Regions from separate parts of the Mus musculus genome. Here region 2 is linked to region 1. The links are chromatin loops, found by intact Hi-C in ENCODE. Cell type or tissue: gastrocnemius. All regions are shown on one strand. Links, peaks and the distances in the headings refer to the core of each region. The heading gives the core; the rest is flanking DNA.

What was found. Peaks named below come from ENCODE experiments on the same cell type or tissue, not always from the same donor. Only the 100,000 strongest peaks of a DNase experiment are listed, where the experiment ranks them.
Region 2: a loop joins it to region 1, with 7 times the contacts of the local background. A loop is called at or near these places in 2 of 42 quality-filtered maps.

What each region holds. Positions count from the first base shown.
Region 1 is chr4:133,573,459-133,589,170 of GRCm38, forward strand. Gpatch3 (G patch domain containing 3) reads left to right here and starts at 1,287. Exons shown (of 7, transcript NM_172876.2): 1 at 1,287-1,752; 2 at 4,449-4,876; 3 at 6,328-6,502; 4 at 7,193-7,252; 5 at 9,014-9,135; 6 at 9,524-9,651; 7 at 10,161-10,784. The coding sequence starts at 1,302. The coding sequence ends at 10,374. Gpn2 (GPN-loop GTPase 2) reads left to right here and starts at 10,915. Exons shown (of 5, transcript NM_133884.2): 1 at 10,915-11,411; 2 at 12,452-12,608; 3 at 15,042-15,202. The coding sequence starts at 11,001. In gastrocnemius, for the core only: no CTCF peak of the experiment used is centred there; DNase peaks (open chromatin) are centred at 9,585, 10,912 and 11,245; H3K4me3 peaks cover 1,703 bases; H3K27ac peaks cover 1,481 bases.
Region 2 is chr4:133,902,207-133,917,918 of GRCm38, forward strand. No RefSeq gene overlaps it. Among named protein-coding and RNA genes, the nearest start is that of Rps6ka1, 22 kb to the left of the region's middle. In gastrocnemius, for the core only: a CTCF peak has its summit at 8,216; DNase peaks (open chromatin) are centred at 8,220, 8,604 and 8,847; H3K4me3 peaks cover 1,516 bases; H3K27ac peaks cover 1,805 bases.

The DNA of each region.
Region 1 (15,712 bases), core at 5,182-13,181:
TGATGCCCTCTTCTGGAGTGTCTGAAGACAGCTACAGTGTACTTACATATAGTAAATAAATAAATCTTTATAAAAAAAAAATGGATCCAGAGGCTCCAACGCCCTCCTCTGGCCTTCCTGAACACTGCACACAATCACAAGAGCTATACTGTTTGTTTGTGAGGGACTCAACGCCTTGTACGGAGGTCGTCCGAAGCTGGCAATATGGTTTTCGCCTATGATCTCTGGGAATAGTTTTCGATGTCTATGCATGTATTTGTACATTTAAAAAAAAATCTTTTTGAGGGCTGGAGAGATGGCTCAGCGGTTAAGAGTACCAACTGCTCTTCTGAAGGTCGGGAGTTCAAATCCCAACAACTGCTTTGCAACCATCCGTAATGAGATCTGATGCCCTCTTCTGGTGTGTCTGAAGACAGCTACAGTGTACTTACATATAATAAATAAATAAATCTAAAACAAACAAACAAAAAAACCAAACCAAACCAAAAAAAATTTTTTTTTCCCTCGAGACTTCTCTGTGTAGCCCTGGCTGTCCTGGAACTCACTCTGTAGACCAGGCTGGCCTCGAACTCAGAAATCCGCCTGCCTCTGTCTCCTGAGTGCTGGGATTAAAGGCGTGAGCCACCACCGCCCGGTTTGTTACAGATAATTTTATGTGCATGAGAATTTTGCCTGCATGTATGTATGTGCAACACGTATGTGCCTCTAGAGGTCAGAAGAGGGTGTCCAATCTCATGAAACGAGTTACGTATGGGAGAGTTCCCTCGTACGTGGGTGCTGGGAATCCAATCCAAGTATTCTGTAAGAGCAGCGAAAGCTCTTAATTGCCGGGGCATCTCTTCATCTCCCCCGTCCCGCGCCCTGAGAAAGGCTCTCTCGACATAGCCCCGTCTCAGTCACTATGTTGACCAGGCTGGTCTTGAACTCACGCACACCTGCTTGCCTCTAACTCTCAAGTGCCGGGTTTAAAGGCGTGAGGCACCACGCCCGGCTGGGTTGGTACTGTAGAGTCCAGTTTTGCATCAGACCTCCGCCACCTCCCGCTCAGCATCCCGGTGCTCTACACTGGTTCCTCCTTAGAGCCTCTCACACGCTGGACCAGCTATCACTGAGCTACAGCCCAGCCCATCGCACGAGTTTTCCATCTTCTGTGGAGCTGGAAACACAGATTCGGCCCAAGAGCAATTAAAACGAAACTTCAAGTACCAAACGGTCACCGATGCCACATTGACCAAACTCCAGCATCCGAGACGTGGTGCTCTCGCGAGAGTGGACGCCAAGCAATCATGTGACAGGCCAAGATGGCGTCGCCCAGGGAGCTGGACGAAGAGTCGCCGGTTTACCTGGTGGTGAGCGGGATCCCTGCCGTGTTACGCTCGGCTCAGTTACGGAGCTACTTTAGCCAGTTCCGGGAACAGCGCGGCGGAGGCTTCCTGTGCTTCCACTACCGGCACCGGCCCGAGAGGGGCCCTCCGCAGGCGAGTCCCGAGGCGGCCCGGGCTGGCCCGGACCCCGCCGCTGAGGATCCGGTTCTCGCCCAGGCTCCGGCCTCCGATGCCCGCGCTGTCCGCGCCCGGGGCTCTGCGGCAGCCCAGACCCGCACCTGCTGCTGCGTCGTCTCGGTGAGGGGAGCGGCGCAAGCCCAGCGGCTGCTTCGCATGTACTCCGGTCGCCGGTGGCTGGACTCTCAGGGGACCTGGCTTCCCGGTCGCTGTCTCATCCGCAGGCTTAGGCTTCCCACCGAGGTTTCAGGTAAGGGGGAGAGAATGGACCGGACGCACGGCCCTTGGAAAAGAGGCGCATTGCCTGGGTGGTTAAGATAGGTTATCACTGTTTAGAGCTTAAGTTAGTTCTGGACAAAGCTACAAGTTTTCAGCCCAATCTGCATGTTTTTACTCAAGGACTTACAAGGCAAAACAGACAAAACAACTGAGATCTGTATAGATAAGTTTCAAATGTATCCCCTCTTAAGGACCATTTCCCTAAGGGTGGTGATTTTTGTACTGACATGATTTCTTAAAAAGGATATTTGGAGCCCGGTGCGCTAAGGCACGCCTTTGATCCCAGCTCTCAGGCGGCAGAGGCAGGAGGATCTCTGAGCGAGCGAATTCCAGGACAGCCAGTGCTACACAGAGGAACCATATCTTGAAATGCACAAAGGAAACTTGGTTTCTTCTAATCTAACCTAGCGACTGGAAGACAGGCTCTGCAGAGGAAAGAGCTGGGGGCAGCAGAGAGGGGCTGGGCACAAGTGTGTCCATTGGGGAAAAGGAAGCCAGGTGTTTTAAAATGCCAGATGGAGAGGTTTAAATAAATTATTTTGAAACAGTTCATCCTAAAGAGTCATTAGCAATAGTGGTGGTATATATGCCTTTAGTTCTAGTGCCTGGGAAGTAGAGGCAGATGGATCTCTGTAGTTCTAGCCTGGCTTGGTCTACAAAGTGAGTTCCAGGACAGCCAAGACTATCTAGCTCTGACCCTGTCTCAAAAGTTAAAAAAATAACATACAAAACAAAAATGAAAAACTGGTATCAGCTCAAAGTTAAACAGTTTCATAGAAAGAGGTGTGTGTGTGTGCGTGTGTGCGTGTGCGCGTGTGCACACACACTCGAGTGCATATGCCGGCTATGGTTTAAGCAGAATCTTTAGGAGCAATGTCTTATCAAGACATACAGCATGAGCTGCCTCTCTATGTGTGTGTCTCTCTCATGTAATCTATGCTGGCCTCAAACTCTATGAAAGTTCCAATGACCTTGAGCCAGGTGTGGTAGTGAACCCCTTTAATCCCAGGAAAAGCAATCAAATTTCTATATTCAAGGCCAGCCTGGTTTACATGTCTAGTTTCAGACCAGACAGGGTCTGCCTCAAAAATAAATAAACAAAAGAAGTAACCTTGGGCTCCTGCCTGTGCCTCCCATGCTGGGATTATAAGTGTATGCCACCATATTTGATCAGCCCATCATTTTCTTATGGACTTCTCAAAACAATCCTTTGCTACCAAGAAAGATTGCTTATCTTGCTACCCGCTCTGAAGACCTGACTTGGATCTCAGGACCCACATAGTGGGAGGAGAAAAGCAACTCCAGCAAGCTATATCCTGGCCTCCATAGGTGCACTGTAATGTGCACACCGCAGTAAAGAAACAAAACGTAGGGGGCTGGTGCGATAGCTCAGCAGGTAAGAGCACTGACTGCTCAAGGTCCAGAGTTCAAATCCCAGCAACCACATGGTGGCTCACAACCATCTGTAATGAGATCTGAAGACAGCTACAGTGTACTTATAAATAAATAAAACCTTTTATTAAAAAAAAAGAAAGAAAGAAACTGTAATAAAAAAAATCAGGGCTGGAGAGATGGCTGAGCACTGGCAGCTCTTCCATAGGACCCAGGTTCAATTCCCAGCAACCACATGGCAGCTCACAACCCTCTGTAACTCCAGTTCCAGCAGATCCAACACACACACACACACACACACACACACACACACACACACACACACACAGAGGCAAAACACCTCTGTGTTTAGTGCACATTAAAAAAATCATTTGTGGGCCTGGTGAGATGGCTCAGTGGGTTAGAGCACCGACTGCTCTTCCGAAGGTCCAGAGTTCAAATCCCAGCAACCACATGGTGGCTCGCAACCATCCATAACGAGATCTGACTCCCTCTTCTGGAGTGTCTGAGGACAGCTACAGTGTACTTACATATAATAAATAAATAAATCTTAAAAATAAAAAAATAAAAAAAGAAAAAAGAAAAACAAAAAAAATCATTTGTGTCTGGAACACCAGATATGCGCAGTATGTGACAGCTCAGGATCAGAATACAGTTGCGTGGTAATGGTTCTATTCTAGTACCAATAAAAGCTGGTCCTCGGGAAGCAAGTATTGAAGATACTTGTGTATTCCTCTGGGAATACACACTCCGAATATGCACAGACAGACCCTGAGTCACATTTACATTTATTTGTCGGGTAGAGGATACACACAACACCAGTGTGGCAGTCAGAGAACAACTTGTATCACGTTTGCCTTGTTAGCCTTTTATTTTTAAAGATTTATTTATTTATTTTAGGTATGTGAGTACATGGTAGCTGTCTTCAGACACACCAGAAGAGGGCATCAGGTCCCATTACAGGTGGTTGTGAGCCACCGTGTGGATGCTGGGATTTGAACTCAGGACCTCTGGAAGAGCAGTCAGTGCTCTTAACCGCTGAGCCATGTCTCCAGCCCCCAAGTCTTTTATTTTTAAAGAAATAAGTCTTACTATGTTTTAGCCTAACTGGCCTCTAATTCACGATCCTCCTGCCTCACTTTCTTGAGTGTGCTGACCTCATAGATACCACCATGTCTGATAGGAAGCAGATTTAAACTGTGATTTACTTCTGGCTCGAATATTGCTAAAAATCATTTAGGGCTTTAACATCCAGTCTTTTCCCTCCTTCCTAAGATCTGGGGTCCTTTCCCTTTAAGACCCGGAAGGAACTACAGAGTCGAAGGGCGGAGAATGAAGCTTTTACCCTGGCTGACCTGAAGCAGCTCCCGGAGCTGAATCCGCCAGTGCTGATGCCCAATGGCAATGTGGGCACCCCCCTGCGGGTCTTTTTAGAGTTGATCCGGTCCTGCCGTCTACCACCTAGAATCATTACCCAGCTACAGCTCCAGTTTCCCAAGACCGGCTCCTCCCGGCGCTATGGCAACGTGCCCTTTCTGTATGAGGACTCAGAGACTGTGGAGCAAGAAGAGCACGTGTACACAGCAGAAGGGGAGGAGATCCCCCAGGGGAGCTGCTCGGAAGATCCAGCAGCTGGCTCCTTTGATGAGCCGGAGGATGAAGGGCAGCAGCAGGAGGAGGAGGAGGAGTCTGGCTCAGAAGAGGTAAGTAGTGTAGCACTTTGCAGAGGCCAGGTCAGGGCTGGCTTTGGAACGTTTACCCAGCAAGCACAAAGCCCTGAGTTTGAATCCCAGACTGCGCAAACCCGGCAGGGTGGTACACATCTGTAATCCTAACCCTGGGGGAGATGGAGGCAAGAGGATCCGAAGTTCAAGGTCATATTCAGGTGCGTAGAAAGTTCAAACTCATTACATGAGATTCTGATTTAAAAAAGAGGAAGACAGGCTGGGGTTCTTCTGTCAGGGGTATGACTGAGGCTCCTCCACAGAGCAGAAGCTCTCCGACAGTGACTGTGAAATTCCTTTTATGTGTGCATTTTATGCCTTTTTGAGGGGAGATGTCCAGAGTTTTTATCAAAAGATTACCAAATGTATTGCCTTCCATACATAGGCTCCTTTTCAGAGATGGAAGGAACTCAGCAAGAGGTGTACAAGAATTTACCCAAGAGCGTGTGAGGAAGTAGGAATAGCGTCAGGACAGGAGCCCGCTTCCTTCGTGAGGCTTCTCCAACCTCCTCTTTCATCGGGTCTCTAGCCCCTCAAGTCAGTGCACCGAACATCAGCCGCTAGTCTTAGCTTTGTCACCAAAATAGACATTTAGTTTTCCTCTCCTTTCTCGATGGAATCTGTTGTGAAGCCTTTTATCATTTATTGATCGGGCTTTTGAATACTCCCTTCTGTCTACACCTGATACCTGACCTTACCTCCTTCCCAGATCTGCAGCCTTAGTTCCTCTAGCATCTTAGGGTTTAACCAGGATGGGAACCCAAGGAGTCAAGCCAAGAGCCATGCTGTCATTCCACAAGCGCAGTTATGCACACTGTAGCAAGGATCAGCACTGAATGCTAGAGCGCTTCTCCTATCCATTCCCTGCTCTTAAAGAACCTGTGTGTTGAAACGAGAACTGTGAGGTGACGAACTGGCTTTGCCTGCTGGTTCTGCTGCCCTTGGCATAGCATTGTGGGCAAATCACCTTATGTCTGAACCTAGGCTCCCTCCTGTAAAATGGGAGTAATGGCCCTTACCTCACTGGGACGATTCCAAGAGCCCAGTTATAGGAAGGGCCTGACCAGCAGGAGATAACACTTGTCCTGTCCCTTCTTTTTCATGACATAATTGAGAAAGGCTTAAATGTCATGCACTGACTAACATTACTGGTGAGAGAGCCATGTGTTGAGTGGGCTTTGTGCAGGCTGCAGAACTCAGCCTGAGGCTGTAAACGGGTAGAAAAGCAAAGGGGGTCAGGAGGAAATGCCTGACCAAACGCACAGGAGGTGAGAGTGAGCAGGGGGGCCAGGGCTTTCAGGCCTAAATATGCTGCCCCCTGAGGGTACCCTGCGAGGTCCAGGTCCCACGTCCCCCTCTGGGCCCAGAAACTCCTTCCTTTTAGGAAGTCAGAAACAGGTCCCCTCCCTGTCCCCTGTCCATCCTCCCAGGACGATGACCGGGGTGAGGAGTGGGAGCGACACGAAGCTCTGCACGAGGATGTGACCGGGCAGGAGCGGACTACAGAGCGGCTCTTCGAGGAGGAGATTGAACTTAAGTGGGAGAAAGGTGGCTCTGGCCTCGTGTTCTACACCGACGCTCAGTTCTGGCAGGAGGAGGAAGGAGGTAAGACCAGGAAGCAGTCAGGCTTGTGGTTACTGGGACAATGCCAGAGATGGATCGATTCCTAAAGAGAAAAGGGTTGGCTCAGTTTAGAGGTCTGAAGCATGGCAGCCGGCTCTCCTGCCTGTGGTGAAGCTGCACGTTATAATTGGAGCCTGTGATGCAAGGAAGCCTGTTCACCTCATGGCTGGGGTGCAAAGGAGAGCGAGCGAAGGAAGAAGAAACTTGGGTCTCACATTCCTTTTGGAGGGCATGAATGAAGCTCCACCTCTGAAAGCTCCCGTTACTTCCCACTGGACTAAGCCTTTAACACGTGGGTCTGTGGGGATGTTTAGGACCCAGACCGTTAGGTTGGAGCCCAGGCAGAGGTTGGCAAGCCAAGGTTGGGGGTCTCTGCTCCACATGGTGGATTTCCTGACAACCTAATAAAAATAAATCTAGGAAATGGCTTCCCTCCTATCTAAATGCAGGCTGCTTTTCCCATTTTGGAATGAGGAATTGGTGGACTAGAATCGGGAATATTTGTCTAACTTTAGATTTAGCTTGAAACACATCTGGGAGTCATTGGGGTGGGACATAGAGTTTGGAGGTAGAGCACTTAAGTTTGTGCAAGGTCCTGGGACTGATCCTAGTCCAAGGACCAAAGAACTCTGAGTCGCTAACCCGTGCCTCCCGTTGCTTTCGTCCCTGTAGATTTTGATGAGCAGACAGCTGATGACTGGGACGTGGACATGAGCGTCTACTACGACAGAGGTACTGAGCGAGGGGTGGCAGTCCCGGGACGATCTTGTGCCCTAGTCCTGTACACTAGCCACACCTGCTTGTCAGAGGCCAAGTTGGGGGACCAGGGGCAAACTACTGTACACTCATTCTCAGTGTGCCCAAGGGAGATGGTTCTACAACCCCCATGGACACAAAACCTGCGGCAGAAGCTTTCTTACACGGTGGGATAACATTTGCTTAGGCCTACACACATCCTTACGCATACTTAAAATAATCTCTCTCAAAAAGAATAATTGCCAGGCAGTGGTGGTGAACACAGGTAACCCTGGCAGAGATAGGCCGGTCTTTGTGCGTGTGAGACCAGCCTGGTTTAGAAAGTGAGTTCCAAGGCATCTAGGGCTACACAAAGAAACCCTGTCTTTAAAAAGAAAAACAGAAACAAATAAAGTCATCATGGGCTGGGCCTACAGCTCACTGGTACTTTCCTAGGCCGTGTGAGGCCCTGGGTTCAATTCCAGCACCAGGAAAAAAGTTATTACCAGCTATGGTGGTGTAATGTACAGTGCAGGAGATCCCTACACTGGGGAAGTGAGATGTGAAGGTTGCTGCTGGTTTGAGGCCATCCTGGGCTACAATGCGGTCCTGGCTCAGAAGGAACCAACAAACTAACTGTGGCTGTTTCCTAAATGATGGATGCTCAGGAATTGTCCTTAGGAGTAATGCTGGGTGAGGGGTCTTGCGTGGTGGTGCGGATGCAGTTGTTTTCTGAGTAGTTTTAAACTGCTTGGCTCTGCAGGCGCAGAGCCTGGAGAAAGAGGCTGACTGCACTCACCACCTCCACCTGAGAGCACTCGCTATCTGTAGCTGGGTTGAAGTGCTGGTGGTCGGCAGACCCTTGATCCTCTCTGTGGGAACACCCCTCGGTGGGTTCCGGGTGAATAGGCTAAGTACTTAGAAGCTTGGCTTTTGGTCAACTCATAATTCTGAAGTGAGAAACAAACTGGGATTTTTGTTTTATTTTTGTTTTTTATTTTGTTTTGATTTTTAAGACATTGTGTAGCATTGGCTTCCAAGAACTTGCTATGTAGAGCAGACGACCTCAAAGTCACCAACATCCATCCTCCTCCTCCTGCCTCCCGAATGCCAGTGTTTAAGATTTATGCCGTGATTCCTTGCCATTTTTCTAGATAAGGACTTTTTTTTTAATGTTTTTTGTTTGTTTGAGTCAGGTCTTACTATGTAGCTCTGGCTGTCCTGGAACTCACTCTGTAAACCAGACTGGCCTTGAACTTAGAAATTCACCTGTCTCTCCCCCTCAAGTGCTGGGATTTAAAGGTGTGCGCCACCACCATGTCCAGCTGAGACTGATTATTTTTGTCTTAGACAAATATGTGTTTTACCTGCATGTAAGTATACCATGTGCTGGTGCCCTTGGAGTGCAGAAGAGGGCATCAGATCCCCTGGAACTGGTGTTACAGACAGTTGTGAGCTGCCATGGGCATGCTGGGAAGTGAACCCAGGTCCTGTAGAGGATCAGTACACTGACTGCTGGACCATCTCTCTGGTTCCCAGTAACCTGGCTTCTGGTTTTATCTCTGCCATTCTTTGATGTCTGCACCCTGCCTCATCTGGAAGAAGAGAGCCAAGGTTCCTGTTCCTGTTGGGCTCCCAAGCTCGTAAAACATTTTACAGGACATTGTGAACATGAGTCAGAGATCTTGTGAGGGGACCCCAGCATCTCATCCTCCCGGGGACAGGGACTCTTTTACAGAATGGGTTGTGTTCCTGCAGATGGAGGAGACAAGGATGCCCGTGACTCTGTCCAAATGCGCCTGGAACGGAGACTCCGTGAGGGTCAGGAAGATGGCTCTGTGCTAGGTGGCCAAGTCGGCACCTTTGAGCGCCACACCAAGGTAAGTGAGTGTGGTTAACCACAATGCCATTCCCTCTTCCTCCATTCCTCCTGCTCCAAGGAGCATGCCCACTCTCCCTTCTTCTTTCCTTCCCTTCCCTTCATTCCTTTTTTTTTTTTTCCGGTTTTTCGAGACAGGGTTTCTCTGTGTAGCCCTGGCTGTCCTGGAAGTCACTTTGTAGACTAGGCTGGCCTTGAACTCAGAAATCCGCCTGCCTTTGCCTCCCAACCATTCCCTCTTCTTCTTACATCCTTTGAGGCAGGGTCTCATATGTAGCCCAGCCTGACCTCGAACTTAAATCTCTGCTCCATCTCCCAAGTGATGGAGCCTGCACCCCTGCCACACTTGAGCCACTTCTTTCTCTGGACTCTCGCTTCTTCCTTTGCAGGGCATCGGCCGGAAGGTGATGGAGCGCCAGGGCTGGGCTGAAGGCCAGGGCCTGGGCAGCAGGTGCTCCGGGGTGCCTGAGGCCCTGGATGGAGATGGCCAGCATCCTAGATGCAAGCGCGGCTTGGGGTGAGTGCACCTGAGGGGCTCCCTAGGCCATTGTCCAGCTGTGCTGCTGTCTGCTTTCCCTCTTGCCATTGTTTTGAGGTGGGTGTGGGCCCCTCTAAATGAACAGCTTCACAGCAGGTGTAGAAATAGATGACACTGTCCTTATTTTCATTTTAAACCCAATCCTACAACTTAAAGGATCACGGGGCCCTCAGGGAAGTCATTTCCTCAAGTCTGGGTTTTGGCTTCATAAGGGAGTCTGTTGTGGAAATGAAAATTCCCAGGTCCCTGATAGTTGACACTCCTCTCCAGAGGCTGGAGAGCAGAATTTGGAGACAATGCTTTGTCTTTGGTGCTGGAGGTGTGGCTCAGGAGTGAGTGTGTCCTTGCCCCGGGTTCTTGTGCTATGAGCATGAGACCGCTCTGATAGAACAAACCAGATATGTAGTAATTACTTCCTGTCTCTTGCTAACCTCTTTACTGGGCTTTGAAGAGAGCAGCCTTCTCACCAAGAGCTCTGTTTTATCCAGATACCATGGAGAGAAGTTACAGCCATTTAGGCAACTGAAGAGGCCCCGTCGAACTGGCTTGGGGCTCATTTCCACCATCTATGATGAGCCTCTGCCCCAAGACCAGGGGGAGACCTTGCTCCGGCGCCAGCCACCCACCAGCATGAAGTTTCGGACAGATATGACTTTTGTGAAGGGTTCTAGCTGTGCCTTGGACAGACCTGAGCCCGAGTGAGCCTATGTCCTTGGTCAGGATCACTCTGCGGCAGGGACTTAGCCCTCTGCCTGGATCTTGCCCTGTGGACCTGAGAAGCAGCCCAGAGCCTGGGAGCAGCCCTGAGCATGCCCAGTTTCTCTACCTCAAAGATGATATCACCAAAAGCCCCTCCGTCTCCTGGGGTGTTTGTGCCTAAAGGCCTTCCCTTGGTCTCCAGGCCCTAGTGCTTGTTTGGGTTTGCCCAGAACAGTGAAGATCTGGACTGCCTGTGGCACCGTCCAGTCGGGTTTGAGGGTTGTCTGAAGAGCTCCGTGAAGCTGGGAAAGGGGACCAGAGAATTGATCCAGAGAGCGTCGCGGTCCCTTACCACGTCTACCCTCTGCCTAGAGACGGATCGGTGCGAGAATAAACCAGTTTACCCGGCATGGAGATCTGCCTTAGTGAAGCCTGGGGAAATCTTAAAACCGGAGGTGTGCGGTTGCGTGACCACAGCCTATGCCGTGGCCGTGTGGGTGGGACTTCCTCTCCAGACAAGTTCCGGCGGAATCCGGAAGTCGGAACTTTTCCCTTCCTTGCCGGGTAGTTTGTTCGTTTTTCTGCTTGAGTTTACTTGGTGAGGCGCCCGTGGGCTGCCAGCTCCACCCATGGCGGGGGCCGCCCCGACTACGGCCTTCGGGCAGGCAGTGATCGGGCCCCCGGGCTCGGGGAAGACCACGTACTGCCTGGGCATGAGTGAGTTCCTGCGCGCTCTGGGGCGGCGCGTGGCGGTGGTGAACCTGGACCCCGCTAACGACGGACTGCCTTACGAGTGTGCGGTGGACGTGGGCGAGCTGGTGGGGCTGGGCGACGTGATGGACGCGCTGCGCCTGGGGCCCAACGGTGGCCTGCTCTACTGCATGGAGTACCTGGAAGCCAACCTGGACTGGCTGCGCGCCAAGCTGGAGCCCCTGCGAGGCCACTACTTTCTCTTCGACTGCCCCGGCCAGGTGGAGCTCTGCACGCACCACACCGCCCTACGCAGCATCTTCTCCCAAATGGCCCAGTGGGACCTCAGGGTGTGTCTCGGGTCGGGCAGAAGGAATCCCTGAGACCGGGAGGCGGATAGGTGCCACGCCCCCAAGTTACATTGGGAGATAGCGGCTGAGTTAAGTTTGAAGCAGAACTAAAGCCTCTGAGATAGAATTTTAGCTCGGCCCCAACTCATTTCATGGTCTTGGAAAGTCCTTTCACTCAGTTTTGTCATCTCTAAAATGAATGTGACAGTTCCCAATTTTAAAAACAGTGGAAGTGACTACACAGAAAGTGGCTTAGTGATTGGTTAGTTGGTGTTCAGAAGTGTGATGAAAGAGTAGAGAGGTAGGTGCAGTGTGATTTGAACCCTTTGTCCACTGCAGGAACTGTGCAAGAGACCTTGGAAGAGGTGTTGGAGATTAGCTCAGTGGTAGAGAACTTGTCTAACAAGCAGAGGCCACAGTCCCTGGGTTTGGTCCCCAGAATAGTAGGAAGGACAAAATGGTAAAATTGCCCCCTATCTTCTTGGAGGAGGACATGATGTTATTAAATTTAAATTAAGTTGCCTGGCGGTGGTGGTGCACGCCTTTAATCCCAGCATTTGGGAGGCAGAGGCAGGCTGATTTCTGAGTTCGAGGCCAGCCTGGTCTACAGAGTGAGTTCTAGGACAGCCAGGACTACACGGAGAAACCCTGTCTTGGAAAAAAAAAATTAAGAACAAGAGGCAGGAAAATATCTCAGGCCTGTAACCCCAGCAATGTGGTGTGGAGGCAGAAAGAGTTCTGGGCCATCAAGCCCTGTCTCAAGCAGGCACATGAACAGGAAATAGAACAGTACTAAGGAAGGAATAGAACAGTACTAAGGAAGGAATAAAACAGTACTAAGGAAGGAATAGAACAGTACTAAGGAAGGAATAGAACAGTACTAAGGAAGGAATAGAACAGTACTAAGGAAGGAATAGAACAGTACTAAGGAAGGGTACACTGGATCCGTGGGCTGCCAGGCTCTCGAGGGAGATGTGGGCTCAGAAGTGTCCTCCCTCACCAGGTCAGTCTTCCTCTCACCCTGTACCTTCTGCTCACAGCTGACTGCTGTCCACCTTGTGGATTCTCACTACTGCACAGACCCAGCCAAGTTCATCTCCGTCCTGTGTACCTCCCTGGCCACCATGCTGCACGTGGAATTGCCCCACATCAACCTCCTCTCCAAGATGGACCTTATTGAACACTATGGGAAGCTGGGTAAGAGACTGCCTGCAGCGCGAAGGGAGCTACCTCGCTGCCTTCCTGACTTTTGGCCATTATTTTGTGCGCTGTGCTAGATGCCACAGTTGATTTAGAGATGAGAGCTACAGATGGGGCTTTAAAGGATTTAAAACAGGTGGTAGTACAGTGGCTGGCTGAAGGGAGTGGATCACAGCTCACTGCTCTGAGCCATGGCACCCTGACTTTTGGGTACCTGTTCTGGCCTGTACAGTAGAGGCAAAGTGCTGTCCTAGTTGGGGCTGTTGTAATCAAACTACCATCAACCCAGTGCCTAAGACAACGGACATTTATTCCTCATGTTCTAGAGAGTGGGAAGTCTTAAGACCTGCATGGGTAGATGCAAGGTCTGGCTAGTAGGTGGCCACCTTACCCCTGCATCCTCACATGGCAAGGGGAGTTGGGTAGTGTCATGTCGCAATGGCCAGCATATCTTTCTGCCAGATCATTTCTCTGCTGTGCTAGTAGCATGGGCTCTTTAAACTCCGAAGTCATAAAGGAACAGAGGGAAGGAAGCTGATGTCTAGCAGGTGAGCAGAGGGGGAGGCTGGGAAATGACGTGGAAGTGGCCTTGCCTGGTGAGGACATGGAAGGATGCCAGCCACATCAGTCAGCTCATCTTCGAGGGCAGCTGACCACGGAGCCCAGTGGCTGTCAGGGCACTCTTCCTCTTTATTAGGAAACTGTGCATGGAGCAAAAGCCTGCTGTTAGAGCATCTGCTCTGGTCCTGCTCTAAGGAACTGGCCCAGGAAGGGAAGGTGCCTTACCCAGGAGGCCTTGCTGCTGGACTGAAGAGCGATTCAGTTTGACCAGCGTTTCCTAAGTCCTTCCAGTGTGTGTGCTAAGGCCCTGGGCTCTGACCAAGCTTCAGGAAGCAGGGACTAAGCATAGTTCTCAGTACCTGTTTGACACTGGTGTGGACAACCATTGACTGACTGTTTCTGTGTACAAGGCAAGATGATGGGTTTACAAGCTGTAGTCCTCACAACAGTCCCAAAAGGTGTGGTGGTGCATGTCTCTAATCCCAGCACGTGGGAGAGGAAGGCAGGAGGATTGCTTTCAAAGCCAGCTTGTTATGTGATACACAGAGGCCAAAAAAGGAAGCTGGTCTCCCTGAAGCTGCAGTACAGGCAGTTAGTTGTCAGCCACCATGGAGATACTGGGGCCTGAACTCAGGTCCTCTGAAGGGTGGCAAGCGCCCTTAACCTCTCAGGCTGCCCATTTGAATTAAATGTGTTCATTTGTGGGGGACACGTGCTTGTGTGGAGCCGATTTTCTCCTTCTCTTGTCCTAGAGATTGGCCTCAGGAATGGCTCCAGTTGTCAGTGTGCGTGGGCAGTCTCGGACACTCATTTTAATTAGGGTCTCACTAAATCGCCTAGACTGACCTTAAATTTACTATGTAGTCCAGGGTAGCCTTGAACTTTCTTTCTTTTTTTTTTTTTAAAGACTTATTTATTTATCATATGTAAGTACACTGTAGCTGTCTTCAGACACTCCAGAAGAGGGCGTCAGATCTCATTACGGATGGTTGTGAGCCACCATGTGGTTGCTGGGATTTGAACTCGGGACCTTTGGAAGAGCAGTTGGGTGCTCTTAACCACTGAGCCATCTCACCAGCCCAGCCTTGAACTTTCAACCCTGCTGACTTGGCTGCTTATATACCTGGGATTACCAGCCTGTGCCATTGGGTTTTTTGTTCTTGTTTGTTTTGAGACAGGGTTTCTCTGTGTAGCCCCTGACTGCCCTGGAACTTGCTTTGTAGTCCCAGCTGGCTTCAAATTTAAGAGATCTGCTTGCTTCTGCTTCCCAGGTGCTGGGACTAAAGGCCTGAGCCAACAGTGCCCTTCAGCATTTCTCTTCTTAGTTACATCAGTTCACTGCGGTTCACGGCAGCAGCAGGTGTCTTAGTGAATGTGAATAATGGGGGATCAGGAGTCAGCGTGCAGCTGTGCCCTTACCCTCAGCACACAGGAGCTGTGAGAGCCAGCCTGGGCAGCTCACACGGTGGCAGACTAGCCAGAGCGGAGGTGTGAAACGCTGTCTCAGCGAAATAACGACAAAGAGACAAAGAAGACACAGCCCCAGACTTTGGGTCTCTCTTCTCTCATAGTGCCGTAGTCCAGCACCGCATGTAGCCAGGCTAGCACTCCACTGCCTGCTTTGTTCAAAAGTCAACTGGGTATGACCCCCACCCTCACCCCCAAGCGCTGAGGACTGAACCCAGGGCTTTACCACTGAAGTCAATCCCCAGCCCTGGTTGTGGTTTTTAATCCCCCTTAGGGTGTTAGGAACGGAACCCAGGGCCTTGCAAATGCTAAACATGTCTATCACTGAGCTACACCCTCCGCTGCTGCAGCCCTGAGGCCTCCCGCCTAGTGTCAGCAGCATCTGACTCCATCTCTCCTCAGCCTTCAACCTGGACTACTACACGGAGGTCCTGGACCTTTCCTACCTGCTTGAGCACCTGGCGTCTGACCCTTTCTTCCGGCGCTACCGACAGCTCAATGAGAAGCTGGTGCAGCTGGTGGAAGACTACAGCCTGGTCTCCTTCATCCCCCTGAACATCCAGGTAGTGGCCAGTGAGAGAGCTCTTCCCTGTGCTGCAGCTCTGACATGCCACGGGCATAGAGAGATTTGAGGTCCTGGGTCTGTCCTTGACTTGCTTTCAGGCCCAGGAGCAGACTTCATTCAGTCCTGCTGATTCGGAGCCACCAGGCCTCTGCTTGTGTTTCCTCCCATGTGTGAATGAGCATAAGTGAGTCCAGAGAGTCACCAACAGGTGACCCACGACCAAGGGGTCCGTTTAGCTGAGTGGCTGTGTTGAGTTTGCAGAGTGGCCTGTGGCCTCTGTGTCTCTCATCCTTTTAAAGTGGAGGTAACCCAGGAGACACTGTGGTCTTAGATTCCTTCCTGCAGTGGAGACCTGAGCCAGCTTCCCCTCTAACTCAGTGATTCTCACCTTGGAGGTTGTGACCCTTTTGAGGGTCACATAACAGATACCTTCCATTTTACATTTTTTTTTTTTACATTATGGTTCATAACAGTAGCGACATTACAGTTATGAAGTAGCAAGAAAATA
Region 2 (15,712 bases), core at 4,094-12,093, 330 kb after region 1:
TAGAGGTCCCGAGTTCAATTCACAGCAACCATTTGATGGCTCACAACCATCTGTAATGGGATCTGATGCCCTCTTGTGTATCTGAACATAGCTCATATAAATAAATAAATCTTTTTCTTTCTTTTTTTTTTTTTTTTGGTTTTCCGAGACAGGGTTCGTCTGTATAACCCTGGCTGTCCTGGAACTCACTTTGTAGACCAGGCTGGCCTCGAACTCAGAAATTCACCTGCCTCTGCCTCCTGAGTGCTGGAATTAAAGGTGTGCGCCACCACGCCCTGCAAGAGTTACTTTTTTTGTGCATTGGTGTCCTGCCTCTCTGGAACTTGAGTTACAGACACTTATAAGTTGCCATGTGGGTGCTGGGAATTGAACTCTGATCCTCTGGTAGAGCGAGTCATCTCTCCAGCCCCCAAATTTGTATTCTTTTAATTATGTATGTGTGTGTGAGAGTATGGGTTTGTTCACTGATGCAGTAGCTACAGAGGCCAGAAGAGGGCATCAGATCCCCTACAGCTGAAGTTAAAGACACTTGTGAGCTGGCTTACAGGGCTGCTGGGGCCCAGATCTGGTCCTGTTGAAGCTGCTCTTACCCACTGAGCCATTTCTCCAGCCTCCGGCCTGAACTTTAAAGCTAACACAGGAAGTTCACCTACTTTAGATCCCAGAGCTATTTTTGGAGGAGAAGGCTAGAGAATGAACTTGGTCCCTGTCTTAGCTTGTTAGTTAGTTCCCCCCTCCCCCCGCCTCTTCCCCCCCCCATTCCCTTTCGCTCCAACCCTGCCCGTGCTCACTCCGCCCCCTATGTTTCTCATTTAAGGATGGTTGTGAGCCACCATGTGGTTGCTGGGATTTGAACTCATGATCTCTGGAAGAACAGTCAGTGCTCTTAACCCCTGAGCCAGCTCACCAGCCCTCTTGTTAGTTTTTCTTTTTGTTGTTTTGAGAAAGGAGAGGGGAGTCTCACTCTGTAGACTTGGCTAGCCTGAAACTTGCTCTGTAGACTCTGCTGCCCTTGAACTTAAGAGATCTGCCTGCCTCTGTCCCCTTGAGTGCCAGGATTAAAGCCCTGTGTCATAACACCTGGCCCCAGACGCATACTTTGTTCTTGCTTTGGCTACAGGTGTTGTTAACTAGTATTTACTAGTTTTTAAATTAAAGCTTTCTAGCCTCTCTCAGAAGTCGGCCACCCGGGTCCTTGTCCTGCCTAGTCCCCTCCCTTAGATGACTGTGTCACAGGTGCTCCATGCCGTCCCTGACCTCCTCACTCACTCATGCTCTGGTGGGTGTCTAGCTTCGTGCTTTCACGTAGGCCATCTTACAAACGGAAGACTCTTAAATCCCAGAGAGGAAGAAGCTTACAATGTACACAGTGGGTTTGTGACAAAGCTGGCACCAAGCCAGGCTTCCCATGGCCCCTCGGTGACATAGACAATTGCCAGTGCCCTCAGATGTGAAGGGAACTCAAAAAGGGACTTTCCCAGCTCAGAACAAGCTAACTTTGTTTCCTGAACATATCCAATGGCAGTACCATGGTGGGGACCTCCTCACCCACTGGCCATACCACCCCCTCCCCACCCCGACACCTCTGCCCTCCACTTGGGCATGGTGCAGAGCTGTAGGGTGACCTTCCCAGAACCTCACGGGAAGTTCAGGGTGAATCTGTCTAACTTCTGCCCCAGCTCTTGACCGAAGACCAGAGGAATCTACCCCCAGCTCACCACCTGCGTTAGCCCCATTTCTTGGAACCCATGAACCTGCCCGTGAGCTGCCCCCAAATAAACCTGCCTTTTTACTCTCTATTTGGCTTGAATTAGCTTATCTCGTTGGTGGAGAAAAACCTATTAACTGTCTCAAAGCAAAAACAAACAAACAAACAAACAAACAAACAAAAATGGCCACGAAGAAGGAAGCATTTCCTGTCTTGTATAAACTGTATTTCATGAGAATAAAATACTTAGGACAAGTTCATTTTTATGGAAGAATTATCCAGGTAATGAGTGCAACGTGAGTAAGAAAAATCACCATTTGGCAATGCCTAACAACATAATGACTCATTAGTGGACGGCAAAGCCAATAGGGGAAAGGCCGACGGAGACTTCTATAAGGAAGAGATCAATAAGGCCTCAGATTAGTCAGCTAATAGAATATGTCAGCTAAAACATTACGCACTTCAGATTTGCTGTAATATTGGGTGTACCGAGCTGGAGATTCAGTTCAGATGTCACAGTGCTGCTTAGCACGCAGGAGGCCCTGGCTTCTATCCCTGGTACTGAATCAAATGGGAATGGTGGTGTTCACCTACAACCCCAGCCCTCAGCAGGTGGAGGCGAGAGGATCGGAATACAAGGTCATCCTCTCCTCTAAGGGGAGTCTGAGGCCAGGCTAGAATCCATCCAGCCTGTCTGGAAAACAAATGACAAACAGCACTTGAAGTGCAGATGACGGTGGCCGATGAAGTACTGTTGCCAAACACATTAAACCCCTCTAACCAAGTCTCTGGAAATGACTTTTCGTTTACTGGAAATCTAAGGCACAAGAGCAAGTTTAACTACACTTCTAGGAAACAACAAATTTTCTACAGTATGGCAACTCTGATGGGACAAATCCTCGGTGTTTCCACAAGTAAAGAGCACTGGGAACAAATAAAAAGTGAGATGGCTCAGCTGGTAGAGCAAGCTCGGGGAGCTGAGTTAGATTGATTGTTGGAGCTCTCGTGTAAAAGTGGGTGGGGAGGGCTGGGGAGAGGGCTCAGTGGTTAAGAGCACTTGGCTATGTGAGACCCTGAAATATTGCTAGCACTAATGATACTTTTTAAAATAAAAGAGGAGACAAGTAGGAGGTTGGGAAAATCTTTTGATTTTTCTTTTTGCAGACCTGTAGAGATTTTAGTCCCAAAAGGGGAAAAAATTTTGCAAAAATGTTCATACTTATTGAAGGTGAGAGGCAAATGATTAAGTTTTCTTTAATGTGATGGGATGTTGACATTTTTCTCTCCCAGCACGGGGTACTGAGCTGAGGGCCTCAAGCACTCTAGATTAGTTACATCTTATTCCCATGGCCGAGGAACTAGCAAAAAGCAATTTAATGGCGAGCGAGCGTCTGCTGGCTCATGGTTCACAAGATGCTGATTGAAGGGTACAGCCAGCCGGAAGAGCTCTGGGCAGCTAGCTGGTTGCACAGTGTCTGCAGTGAGGAAGTGGTGGACAGAGGAGGAAGGAGGGAGGAAGGAGGAGAGGGACGTGGGGGTAGAGATGTGGGGGGTTTCTGGTGGTGGGGGGAGTGGTGTGGGGAGGTGGGGTTTGTGGGTGGAATGGGTAGGGGATGGGGTGGGGGAATAGGTGGCATAGCAAGTGACAATGGGGGTGACATAGGTGGGGGGATGGGGAGTGGTGGGGAGAGATGATGCTGGTAGCATTTTATCTTCTCTTTTCCTTTGTGTCACTACATCAAAGAGGGTCTTCCCTCCTAAGTGAAAGGTCTCTGGAAATGCCCGCATAAACACACCCATGGGTGGGTCTCCTAGGAGATTCTAAAGCCAGTCAAATTGACAGTGAAGACCTGTGACAGCAGAGGAGCACACTGCCCTCTGAGCTGGACAGCCTCTTCTTAGTTTAAGACAGGGTTCTACTGAGATGCCAAGGCTGACCTCCGAACTCATTCTGTGCCCAGGCTGGACTTGGGTTTGCAACCCTCTTGTCTCAACACCTGAGGTGCTGGGATTACAGGCTGAGGACACCAGACATTTTCTACAGGAAAAAAGGTTTTTAAAACTAAATGTAGGCCGGGCAGTGGTGGCGCACACCTTTAATCCCACCACTTGGGAGGCAGAGGCAGGCGGATTTCTGAGTTCGAGGCCAGCCTGGTCTACAGAGTGAGTTCCAGGACAGCCAGGGAAACCCTGTCTCAAAAAACCAAAACCAACCAACTAACCAACCAACCAACCAACCAAACAAACAAAAAAACAAACTAAAAGTTGGAAGTTGGCCTGGAGAGATGGCTCCGTGGTTAAGAGCACTGACTGCTCTTCCAGAGGTCCTGAGTTCAATTCTCAGCAACCACATGATGGCTCACAACTACTTGTAATGGGATCTGATGCCCTCTTCTGGTGTGTCTGAAGACAGCGACAGTGTACCCACATACATGAAATAAATAAATCTTTAAAAAGAAAACGTATAAAAATAAAAAAAAAAAAATTAAGGGGCTGGAGAGATGGCTCGGCGGTTAAGAACACTGACTGCTGCTCTTCCAGAGGTCCTGAGTTCAATTCACAGCAACCACAAGGTGTCTCACAATCATCTGTAATGGGATCTGATGCCCTCTTCTGGTGCACCTGAAGACATGACATTGTACTCATATACTTTTTTTTTTTTTTTTTTTTTGGTTTTCGAGACAGGGTTTTTTTCTCTGTGTAGCCCTGGCTGTCCTGGAACTCACTCTGTAGACCAGGCTGGCCTCCAACTCAGAAATCTGCCTGCCTCTGCAGCACTCCCAAGTGCTGGGATTAAAGGCATGCCACCACTCCAGGCGTACTCATATACTTTAATTAAATAAAATCTTTAAAAAAAAAAGTTAAAACAAAAAAACAAAAGAACAAACTAAAAGTCAAAAGTCAGTAAGAAATTGGAACAAGGGCCGAGAGAGGGCTCGGCGGTTAAGAGTAGCTACTGCTCCTACAGAGGATCTGAAAGTTTGGTTCCTGGCACCACATCAGGCAGTTTATAACTACTGCCTGTCACCCCAGTTCCAGGGAGATTGACACCTCTGGGCTCCTTGGGCACCCACACTCGTGTACACAGACCCATAACAAAAATGGAAAAGAATTTTAAAAATAAGAAAGGAAATTAGAAGCCTGGCAGTGTTGGCCCACACCTTTGATCCCAGCACTCAGGAGGCAGAGGCAGGTAGGTGCATCTCTGTGAGTTGGAGGCCAGCCTCGTCTACAGAGTGAGTTACAGGATAGCTAAGGCAACACAGAGAGATCCTGTCTTTAAGAATAAAATGAAGTTACAAGAAGACACAGATTAAGAAACAGAGAAGTTCTGCATTTTTGCAATGGAAGCAAAGAGGGCAGGAAGAGTCCCCCCTGACCACAAAACTGAGAACCGGCAAAGCAGCAAGCTTCTCTGGGTTTCTCTTTTGTGTGTATTTGGTGGCTTGGGGGGGGGGGGGGGCTGGGCGAGGACAGATCCGTTGCTATACCAACACAGATGACTTTGAACTCCTGGTCCTCCTGCTTCTGTCTCCCAGGTACTAGGATTACAAACATGAACCACAATGCTTGGCTCCAGCAGTTATTTTTCTCTTCTTCTTCTAAAAATAATTAAATGTATTTATTATTTATGCATATGCATGGGTGTGTGTGTAGAAGTTTGCGTGCAGATGAGTGGGTGTGCTTAGGAGTGTGTATGTGGTGGTTCACAACTGTCTGTAACTCTCATTTCAGAGCATTTGACACCCTTTCCTGACCTCCACAGGCACGTGGCATGCACACAATACAATTACATGCATGCAGGCAAACATTCATACACACTAAAAGAAAAAAAATAAATTTTTAGAGAAAGAGTACAAAGTTCACATGCCTAAATAAACCGGTCCGGTTTCCTCCCCTAATAACCCATCTAAGCTCAAATGCACAGACAAGAGGCAAAAGCCTGCACGGGAGGCTGAGGGGTTTGCAGGGCTGGCATTACCCAGGGCATCTTGCAGCAGACAGATGCTCAGAATCCTAAGACTTCCTCCACGTCCCAAGTTGCCAGAGCAGTTCTAGAATGCCCTGCTTAGTCTCCCCTCTCTGAGTCGCTAACCCTCCTGGCTCTGCCACTGCTCTGCCACCCCTGCTCTGCCAGCAGCTTTTCCTGAGTGGGCCTGGGAGGAATCCCTCCAGAACACAGCAGGCTTGTGCTTCATGTCTACCCCCTTCCTTGGCAATTGTCACAATATGTTTCGAACCAAGGCTGGAGGAGGAAAAACGATGAATATTTACATGTAAATATTTTTGCCCTGTTGCACAGAAATAAAGATTGGAAGGAAGTCAGCTGAACACTAACAGGAAGAGACCAACAGAGGCATGGAATCAGATAAAGTTGGGCCGGGTTCCGGGCTGTGCCATTCCGTCCTAGCTGTGTGACCCTAGCAAGGAACCCTCCCTGGACAACTTTGTCCAGACCCCAGATTCCCACTGCATGAATTACTTAGCATTAACCAATCCATCCAGTATAGTTTACAGAATAAACTTGTATTCTCGGTACTTGGGAGGCTGAGGCAGGAGGATTGCTCGAAGTTCAGGGCCAGGTTGGGCTACATTGTCAGTTCCAGGTTTAATTTGGGTCACACAGACTATGCCTCAACATAATAAGACAATATCAGCTGGTCCAGGGTGGTGGCAAACACGTTTCACACAAACCAGCACTAGGGAGTCAGAGGATATTTGTGAGTTCGAGGCCAGCCTGGTCTAAAGAGGGAGTTCCAGGCCAACCAGGGCTACACAGAGAGACCCTATCAACCAAACCAGAACCAAATAAGCAAGCCAATGCAGGCTGGAGGAGAGCAAGTAACCAAGGAGACTTAATCTTGATGACTTTCTTGGTTCTTACCAATATTCCCTCTAAAACTGTTGACAGTGATCACGTAGTTCTGTTATATTGTTATAAGCACAGGCCCAAACTAAGAGTTCATTACTGGTGGACTAACTGAATTGTAAATGTTCATTTTCTGGAAATACCGACTCTTTAAATAACAATCCTATCTATTATGTATTGACACAAACACAGGACAGTATAGATTGAGTCAACCATAGGCATGTGACCTCTTCTTATTTATATATGTAGGATCTCTCAAGCCGGTAAACACAAAAATACTGTGTGTGAAAAAAAAAAGTAAAAGGATGAGGACTTTTAGTTCTACAAGGCAGTTCATGTCTTTAATCCTAATGCTCGGAGAAAGAGGCAGGCGAATCTGAGTTCAAGGCTAGCCTGGTCTACACAGTGAGAAATCCCGTCTCAAAACAAAACAAAACCTGAAAGTTCTCTCTCTTTTTTTTTCAAATTTTTTATTAGATATTTTCTTCATTTACATTTCAAATGCTATCCTAAAAGTCCCTATACCCCCACCCCCGGCCCTGCTCCCCTACCCACCCACTCCCACTTCTTGGCCCTGGCGTTCCCCTGTACTGGGGCATATAAAGTTTGCAAGACCAAGGGGCCTCTCTTCCCAATGGTGGCCAACTAGGCCATCTTCTGCTACATATGCAGCTAGAGACACGAGCTCTGGGGGTACTGGTTAGTTCATATTGTTGTTCTACCTATAGGGTTGCAGACCCCTTCAGCTCCTTGGGTACTTTCTCTAGCTCCTCCATTGGGGGCCCTGTGTTCCATCCTATAGATGACTGTGAGCATCCACTTCTGTATTTGCCAGGCACTGGCATAGCCTCACTTTTTTTTTTTTTAAGGCATGATTTCTCTGAGTGCTCTGTAGACCAGGCTGGCTTCAACCTCAGAGATCTGCTTGCCTCTGCCTCCCAAGTCCTGAGATTAAAGTCCTGTGTCACTATGGCCGGCTTAAATTGGTTTTTGTAAGGTTAATTTTTAAAAAGATTTATGAATTAGAATTACATTTTAAATGTTTTAACTTTCGCTGTGCCAGGGCCTCATATTAAAAGGGGGGGGGAGGAAGGGAGGGAGGGAGAGAGAGAGAGAGAGAGAGAGAGAGAGAGAGAGAGAGAGAGAGAGAGAGAGAGAGAGAGAGAACGAGCGAGCAGGCAGGGTTTATTGGTACGTCCAGTCTATGCTGAACCCCAGAAAACAGAAAGAAAATGCATCTCCCTCCTATCCCTGGTGCACTTCAGTTAACAATAGCATTCAGTGTTAAGTTGCTGAGGCTGTCCCCCAGCCCTCCCTGTAAGGGAAACTGCTGGAGTCACAAACGGACTCGGGAGAACTCACCTCTATCTGTCTAGCTTGCTTGTTTTAGGTTTTGGATGCTTGTTCGGTTTTGTTTGTTTTAGTTCTTTAACACAGGGTCTCACTTTGTATTCAAAAAGCCAGGAACTCACTATGTAGCCAGGGCTGGGCTCCAAGACCTTCCCGCCCCAGGAATGACAGGCATGAGCCACCATGCCTGGCAACCTAATCTTGTTGAAACTGAAGATGAAGCGCTCATGAGCCTCTCTGTTTGGCTGGGTTCTGAGAAGGGCATATCCTGCTGTGAGTGGCGGGAGGGTGCCGCCAAGTGACAAGCCTGGGCAATGGCTGGAATGTTAAAGCGTGGATGACACACCAAGGACCTCCGACTAACTCTATAAACCAAGGACCTAGATCTAGTCCCAGACTGGGCCCCAGGACTGTCCTGTATGTCCTCCCCCAAGCCGCGTTCCGACACATGGCACGACTGGAGCCCATTTCCGAGATACCCTAGGGCCAGCATCGAGCACCCAAACCCACCAAGCCACGTGGTGCCCTGTAAATCAGCCCCGTGCTCGCTTGGCTTCCGCGTGGCTACTGCTCCCATCACCCCGCGCGCTCCCCAGATTATGACCCCGCCCCTGAGGGGGCGTTCCAACCTGAAGCCCCGCCCACACACGTGCGTGCGCGTGCTCCCTGGGCCTCCTGGGACTGGCGATAGCCAAAGCTGGTCCCTGGGAAGCTTGGGTCTGGTGTCGGCCTCGGTGAGGGCTGTGATGGTCGGGTCAGAGCCGTACATGAGCTGGGCGGTCCTGGGAGAGGCTGTCGTGTGTCGTGGACGACGTCAGATCAGACGCTTGGAGGGGAGCCTGTGGGAGCTTCCAGTTTCGGGCCCAGAGGACCCAGTGCGGTCACTGGCTCCCACGCACGCGCGGAGCTCAGCTCTGCGTCGCCCCCGTGCGGACAGAGGAAGCAGTGCCTGCCTGGCACCCGAGGACTCCTCTGGGCTGCATGCGACCCAGGCACGCGTGGCCACCTAGGCGATCTACTCTCCAGACACCGCCCCCTTCCGTTGATGGACCGGAGGACGGTCTGATGTTGTCATGGCGACGGCTGACCAGTGATTTCCTCTAGCTACTGTGAATCTTACTCTGGACAGAGAGAGCACTGGAGTACGGTTACCCAGCCTCCTTGCTGTGTCCTCAGTCAGTAATCTAAATAGATGAGAATTGATCCCTCCCTAAAGCAGCAAGGCCTTGAACAACAAAGCAACCTTTCCTAAAAGCCTGCTTACCTAGTGAAATCAAAGATCAGTGATAATAAAAGTATTCTTATTCCCAGTTCCTGAAAGTGGGTAATATTTGGACCAGCGAGATGGATCAGTGAATAAAGCGTTTGCTGTGCAAATCTTAGGCCCTGAGTTTGATCCCCAGAGTCCATGCAGATGTAGAAGGAGAAAAATAAGACTCCAGAAAATTGTTGTCTGACCCTCATTTGCATGTAGCTGCATCTCCAATCCCGATAAAAATAAATGGAACAAAAAAATTAAGTTGATAAAATTTAATGAGGCTGATTAAGCTGGGTTCTTACAGAGTACCTTTGTATACATGGTAACTGCGTTCCTTACCAAATTAAGGAGTAGACACTCTTATGTAAGAAGGAAGTTTAGATTCAGAGAAATAACTTGTCCAAAGTTATACTGCGGATGTAGCTCAGTGGTAGAGCACTTACCCAGTGTGTGTGAAACTCTGTTTTCAGTCCTTGGTACAGCAAAGTCAAATACAATGGTAGGCTAAGTTCGTTGTAGTTGTTGTTGTTGCAGACAAGCTCCTATTTAGCCCAGGTTGGCCTTGCAGGCATAGCTGATCTTCAACTTCTGATTATTCTGTTTCTATTCCTCCACCCAAGTGTTTTGCACGGTGTGTGCCACCATGCCCAGTTTGAGTCAGTGCAAGGGATCAAACCCAGGGCTTCATGCATGCTAGATAACACTATCAACTGACCTGCATTCCAGCTTATATCCAGTTCTTTCTTTTAATAAACAATAGCATCATCCTGTTTCCTGCTACCCAGGGGACTTCCACGAATTTCCACGGGTGGAGTTTTCCAGAACTGCCACGTGCAGGATCAGGTTGTTCTTAGCAGACACACATTGCTTTCTATTGGGATTTGTGGTGGTTTGAAAGAAATAGGCTTATAGGGAGGTGTGGCCTTTGTTGGCTTTTAATCCCTATGCCAGTGTGCTGAGGGGTGAATGCTGAAGGATGTGTGGATCATTTAGAAAGAACATTCTAGGGCTAGAGAGATGGTTCAGTGGTTAAGAGCACTGACTGCTCTTCCAGAGGTCCTAAGTTCAAATCCCAGCAACCACATGGTGGCTCACAACTATCTGTAACAGGACCTGATGCCCTGTTCTGGTATGTCTGAAGACACCTATAGTGTACTCATACACATAAGATAAATAAGTAAATCTTTAAAAAGACCATTCTAAACAAGAGAGAGAATTGCACACATAAAGATGCAGGAGCCCAATGTGATAGTGTATGCCTGTAATCCCAGCTCTTACATGGCAGAGGCATGACACTCTTGGGTTTGTGGCTAGTCTAGGCTACAAAAGGAGTTAAAAGGCAGCTTTAACATGTCTCAAAAATTATCCAAATTTTATGACTTTAATTCCAGGACTCTGGAGGCAGAGAGGCAGGCAGATTTCTGTGAGCTTGAGGCCGGCCAGCCTGGTCTACAAAGTAAGTTCCAGGATAGTCAAAACTGCCTGAGAAACTCTGCCTCAAAAAATACCAAAATCAATCAATCAATCAATCAACCAATCAATCAATTCATCTAAACCTAAAAACCAAATGAAAACAAAGAAGTAAGAAACCAGGACTGTAGTCAGCAACAGAGACTTACTGTATCAATAACTACAGGAAGAGGGGAGTGCAGAAGAAGGAAAAAGGAAAACAGACATTTCAGAATTCAAGTATACTTGCGTTTCCTTTGAGCAGGAGATCCTAACATTAGTCAATTGAGTATCAGCCTAATGAAGTTTACCAGAAGTGACAGTAATTTTAAAATCATGGGTTAACCTTCTTGATACTGTTTCAGTTAGGATTTCTATTGCTGTGAAAAACATCATGACCGTGGCAACTTTTAAATATTATAAGTTATAGATACTGTATATTTATATATAATTAATAATTAGATTTATTATTGGGCTGGCTTACAGTTCCAGAGGTTTAGTTCATTATCATCAGAGTAGGAAGCATGGAAGCTTGCAGGCAGACTTGGTGCTGGAGAAGGAGCTGAGAGTTTTACATCTCGATCTGCAGGCAGCAGAGAGAGAGGATGATGCTGGGCCTGGCTGGAACATCTGAAACCTCAAAGCCTGCCCCCAGTGACATAGTTCCTCCAACAAGGCCACAAGTCTCTGTGAGCCTATGGGGTCCATCTGCCAGGGACCTTTGCTGAAGAAGGAATCAATGGAGACATTGGCGATCATCGTGGCAAAAGTTGTGATTGCTAGGGCAAAAGTAGCTAGCTTTTGGGGGTTTTTTTGTTTTGTTTTGTTTTCTTCTAACTCTTTGCTCTTCTGGGTCCAGAAACTGCTGGCTTCTGGGGATTGATACCTGCTGTTTAACAGTGGGGTGGGGCGGGTAATAAAATAAAGGAGTTAGCTTATTCAGGCTCTTGTTCTTTTATTCTAGAGATGCTCAGAGTTTTGTCAACTCTTTGAGACCCAGATAAAAAGGAAAAGAAAGTCACACGCACAGAAAGGAAATGTTTTATTTAGGCCATAAGCACAGACACATACACATTCACACACACACACACACACTCATGGGCTTAGGCCTGACCACCTGTCTTCTCAGCTCCACAAGTGTTCACACATACTTACATACATACACATAGACCTACATATATATGTATAGACAAACAGACATATACATATGTACAATTGGGTGGCTGAGGCAGAGCCCCAGATGCCAACCCCTTATTCCTTCCCTCTGACCTTTTTGTATTTTCTTAGACAAAGTTTTTTTTTTTTATAAAATTATCTCATAGACAAAACATTACACAAAAGGGGAGTTACAGAAGGATGTCTATAGTCAGTTCAAAGCAGTGCTTCGTTCTACAAGCTCATTATAAGTTCACAGCAACAGTTTCCCATGGCCTTGCTTTATCCTAGTGCTCACCTGTGGCTTCATCCTTGGACCTGGCCTAGGATGAATGGTTTTCCTTGTTCATGAATCTGTCCCAAGTCTATTTTTCCTTTTAGTGTAATTATGAAAGGTCATAGTGGTTTTTTTAATTACGTATTTTCCTCAATTGCATTTCCAATGCTATCCCAAAAGTCCCCCCCCACCCTCCCCCCCAACTCCCCTACCCACCCATTCCCATTTTTTGGCCCTGGCGTTCCCCTGTACTGGGGCATATAAAGTTTGCCTGTCCAATGGGCCTCTCTTTCCAGTGATGGCCGACTAGGCCATCTTTTGATACATATGCAGCTAGAGGCAAGAGCTCCGGGGTACTGGTTAGTTCATAATGTTGCACCTACAGGGTTGCAGATCTCTTTAGCTCCTTGGATACTTTCTCTAGCTCCTCCAAGTGTTTTTTATTATGCAAACTTTACTTAACTATTCTATGAGTCGAGGGTACATTCTACTCTTGATTCTAACTTTATTACATCTTTCTCTCAAATCAGCTAAAGCCATCTCCCAAAAACTTTCTAAAATTAAAAAAATCAGGAATTTAGCCAGGTGTGGTGGCGCACGCCTTTAATCCCAGCACTTGGGAGGCAGAGGCAGGCAGATTTCTGAGTTCGAGGCCAGCCTGGTCTACAGAGTGAGTTCCAGGCCAGCCAGGGAAACCCTGTCTTGAAAAAAATAAAAAAATTAGAAATTCTATAAAGTCATTAATTCATCTAAACAGCATTAGTTCATGACTGTTCAGCTTCATGTTGATCTGCAGGAGAACTGCTCAATAGGGTGGGCAGATGCCCCGGAGCCATTAAGCTGTGTACTAGGGCTAGGGAAGCCAATCAGCAGTAAGAAGCAATCCCGGATGAAGACTCTTGGGACCTTGCCTATCGGAGCAAGGCGAGGGAAAAACCAAAACTGTGGGCCGTCTCCAGAAAACTCACTCATTTGCCTTCAGCCTTTCCTAGATGGCTCCTGACACTCTTCTCATTTAAACCACGAGAAATACCAATAAATAGAAATATGTATCTGCTAAGAAGAATCTGATCCTGCAAGTGGCAATCCTATGCTACGGCAAGTGGCAATCCTGGGCTACTGCAAGTGGCAATCCTGGGCTACTGCAAGTGGCAATCCTGGGCTACTGCAAGTGGCAATCCTGGGCTTCTTGTTTATTTCCCAGATAAAGAGCTTGCTGCTGTTCATAACCTCTTTCAAGCCCCAGATCTCCTGGCTTGTCTGATTTTAGCCTTGCTTACTGGTCACGTGTTAAAGGCTCCCTGGTTTCTTTAGATTAAATAATAGTCCTTAATATGGCCTAATGAGGACCTTGGAATCTTGTGACAGGTCTTCAGAGCCCCTATCTGATTGGAGAATCCTGAGAGTGACAAAGGACCTGGTAATATTCAGGACTTCATGGTAGAAGTGACATTTGAGCTGAAACCTGTGGAGGAAACAATAGCTAAACGGGGTTTATTCTTTCGTTTTCTTTTTCATGTGTGTGGTTGCACATACATGTGGATTCACACCAGTACGTGTTTGGAATCATTCACATTGTTCAGTGTGCCCAGGTCTCTCAGTCGAATCCAGGGCTCATCCATATGGTTACTCTCCATAGCCAGCTTGCCCTGGAGACTCCTGTCCCTGCCTCTACATCGGCCACCAAGTCCACCTGGCATTTCTATGGAGTCCATGGGAATTCTGATCTATGCTTGAGTGCTGAGTAACCACTGAGCCATCTCCTCCGTCCCTGGAAAGGGCTTTCTAATGTGAGTGCCTGAACATGGCCTGAGCAAGAGTCTGGGGGAGAGGAGGTTTCAAAAGCCAGGCCAGAACCTAAAGTGACTGTCCCAGGGCATCAAGGGCAGAGCCTACTGTTAGGCACTGAGAATCCACTGAGGCTTCAAGCCTCGGGATGACAATAAGCTCACCTGCATCCTATGTGAAGAGCGCCAGGAAGTTTTTAGAGTAATAAGGCTTTAGGTCCGTCAGTCAGGAAGCCACAGGAGCCAGAGGCTGATGTAGGAGCCTCAATGCACTGCACTTATATCTTGTCTTTTGTTTTGTTTAAACACAGAATCTCTGTGTAATCTTGACTAACCTAGAACTCATGATGCACAATAGCCCAGACTCAATCCCAGTGAGATACACCTGCCTCAGGCTCCTGAGTGATTGGACTAAAGACATGCTCTTACACACACACACACACACACACACACACACACACCACACCACACACACACACACACCACACTACACCCACCCCAGCTCCACCTTGTTTTTGAATCATGGTCTCTCTCTGAGCCCGGAGCTCAGCAGCTCAGCTAGAATGGATGGATAGGCATGGAGCTCCAGGAGTCCTCCCATCTACATCTCCCCTCAATGCTGGGATCACAAGCATATAATGCCACACCTGGCTTTTTATTTTAAGATTTATACTATTTTAAATGATGAGTATGTGTATGGGTGGTGCACATGAGTGCAGGTGTCCCAGGAGGCCAGAGACATTGGATCCCCGGAGCTGACATTCCAGTTGCTGCTTCAGATTTTGCTTGCTTGTTTGTTTGTTTGTTTGTTTTTGTTTTTGTTTTTGTTTTTTGAGACAGGGTTTCAGAGTTTCTCTGTATATCCCTGGCTGTCCTGGAACTCACTTTGTAGACCAGGCTGGCCCCGAACTCAGAAATCCCCCTGCCTCTGCCTCTCAAGTGCTGGGATTAAAGGCATGTGCCACCACCTCCCGGCTTGCTTTTGAATTGTTATGTGGTTGCAACTTGAGTCCTCTGCAAGAACTGTATTTGCTCTTAACCGCCGAGCCATCTTTCCAGCACCACGACCACCTTTAATGTGGGTCCTGGGAATTGAACTCAGGTCTCCCTTGCTTGCACAAGTGCTTTACAGAGCCATCTACCTGGCAGGCCCCAAGCACACAGTTTACAAAAATTTACAGGTAGCAGTGCTTCCTATGGAGGCAGAAGGTGTCTGCTGCATTTCCCAGAGACTGTCGTTTCGACGCTGCGAGCTGGCTGCCGTTTATATCTGTCTCCGTGGTCTCTAAATAAAGATGCTTGCTTTGCCACTTCTTGGTGTTTTGGTTTTAGATACCATCTCTTGATTTTCTGCTATAAAGGACAGTTTTAACTGCACTCATCACCTGCCCAATGCACACAAAACCCCCATCTCCCATGCCAAAATATTTTTGATGCGTTCAGTATTTGTTCATTTACAAATGTTATTATTTTTCTTTTTTTTTGTCTGTTTCTCTTTTCTATGAAATTCACAGTTGTTACTTGTGGGGAGCGGGTGTGGCGGCAGTCCCAAAGGCGCTAGAGACTGCAGCTAAGTCATATGACTTGCACCTGACTTCCTCATATAAGACACAAACATCTTGAGTGCTGCGCAGGTGTACCAGGATTCAGGTGAATCCAATTTGGTGGAGATTTGCCCCTGCTGCCCTGATTAGCTGAAGCTGCGTGCCTGGTGAGGTGGCGTGGCCTGCTGTGCGTGGATGGGAACTGAGAGTATATAAGAGTGAGAGGCCCGGGTTAGAGGGAGGATTATTATTCGAGAGAGGATTGTTATTATTGGGAGATATAAACAGGGAAGATATAAACAGGGGAGATATAA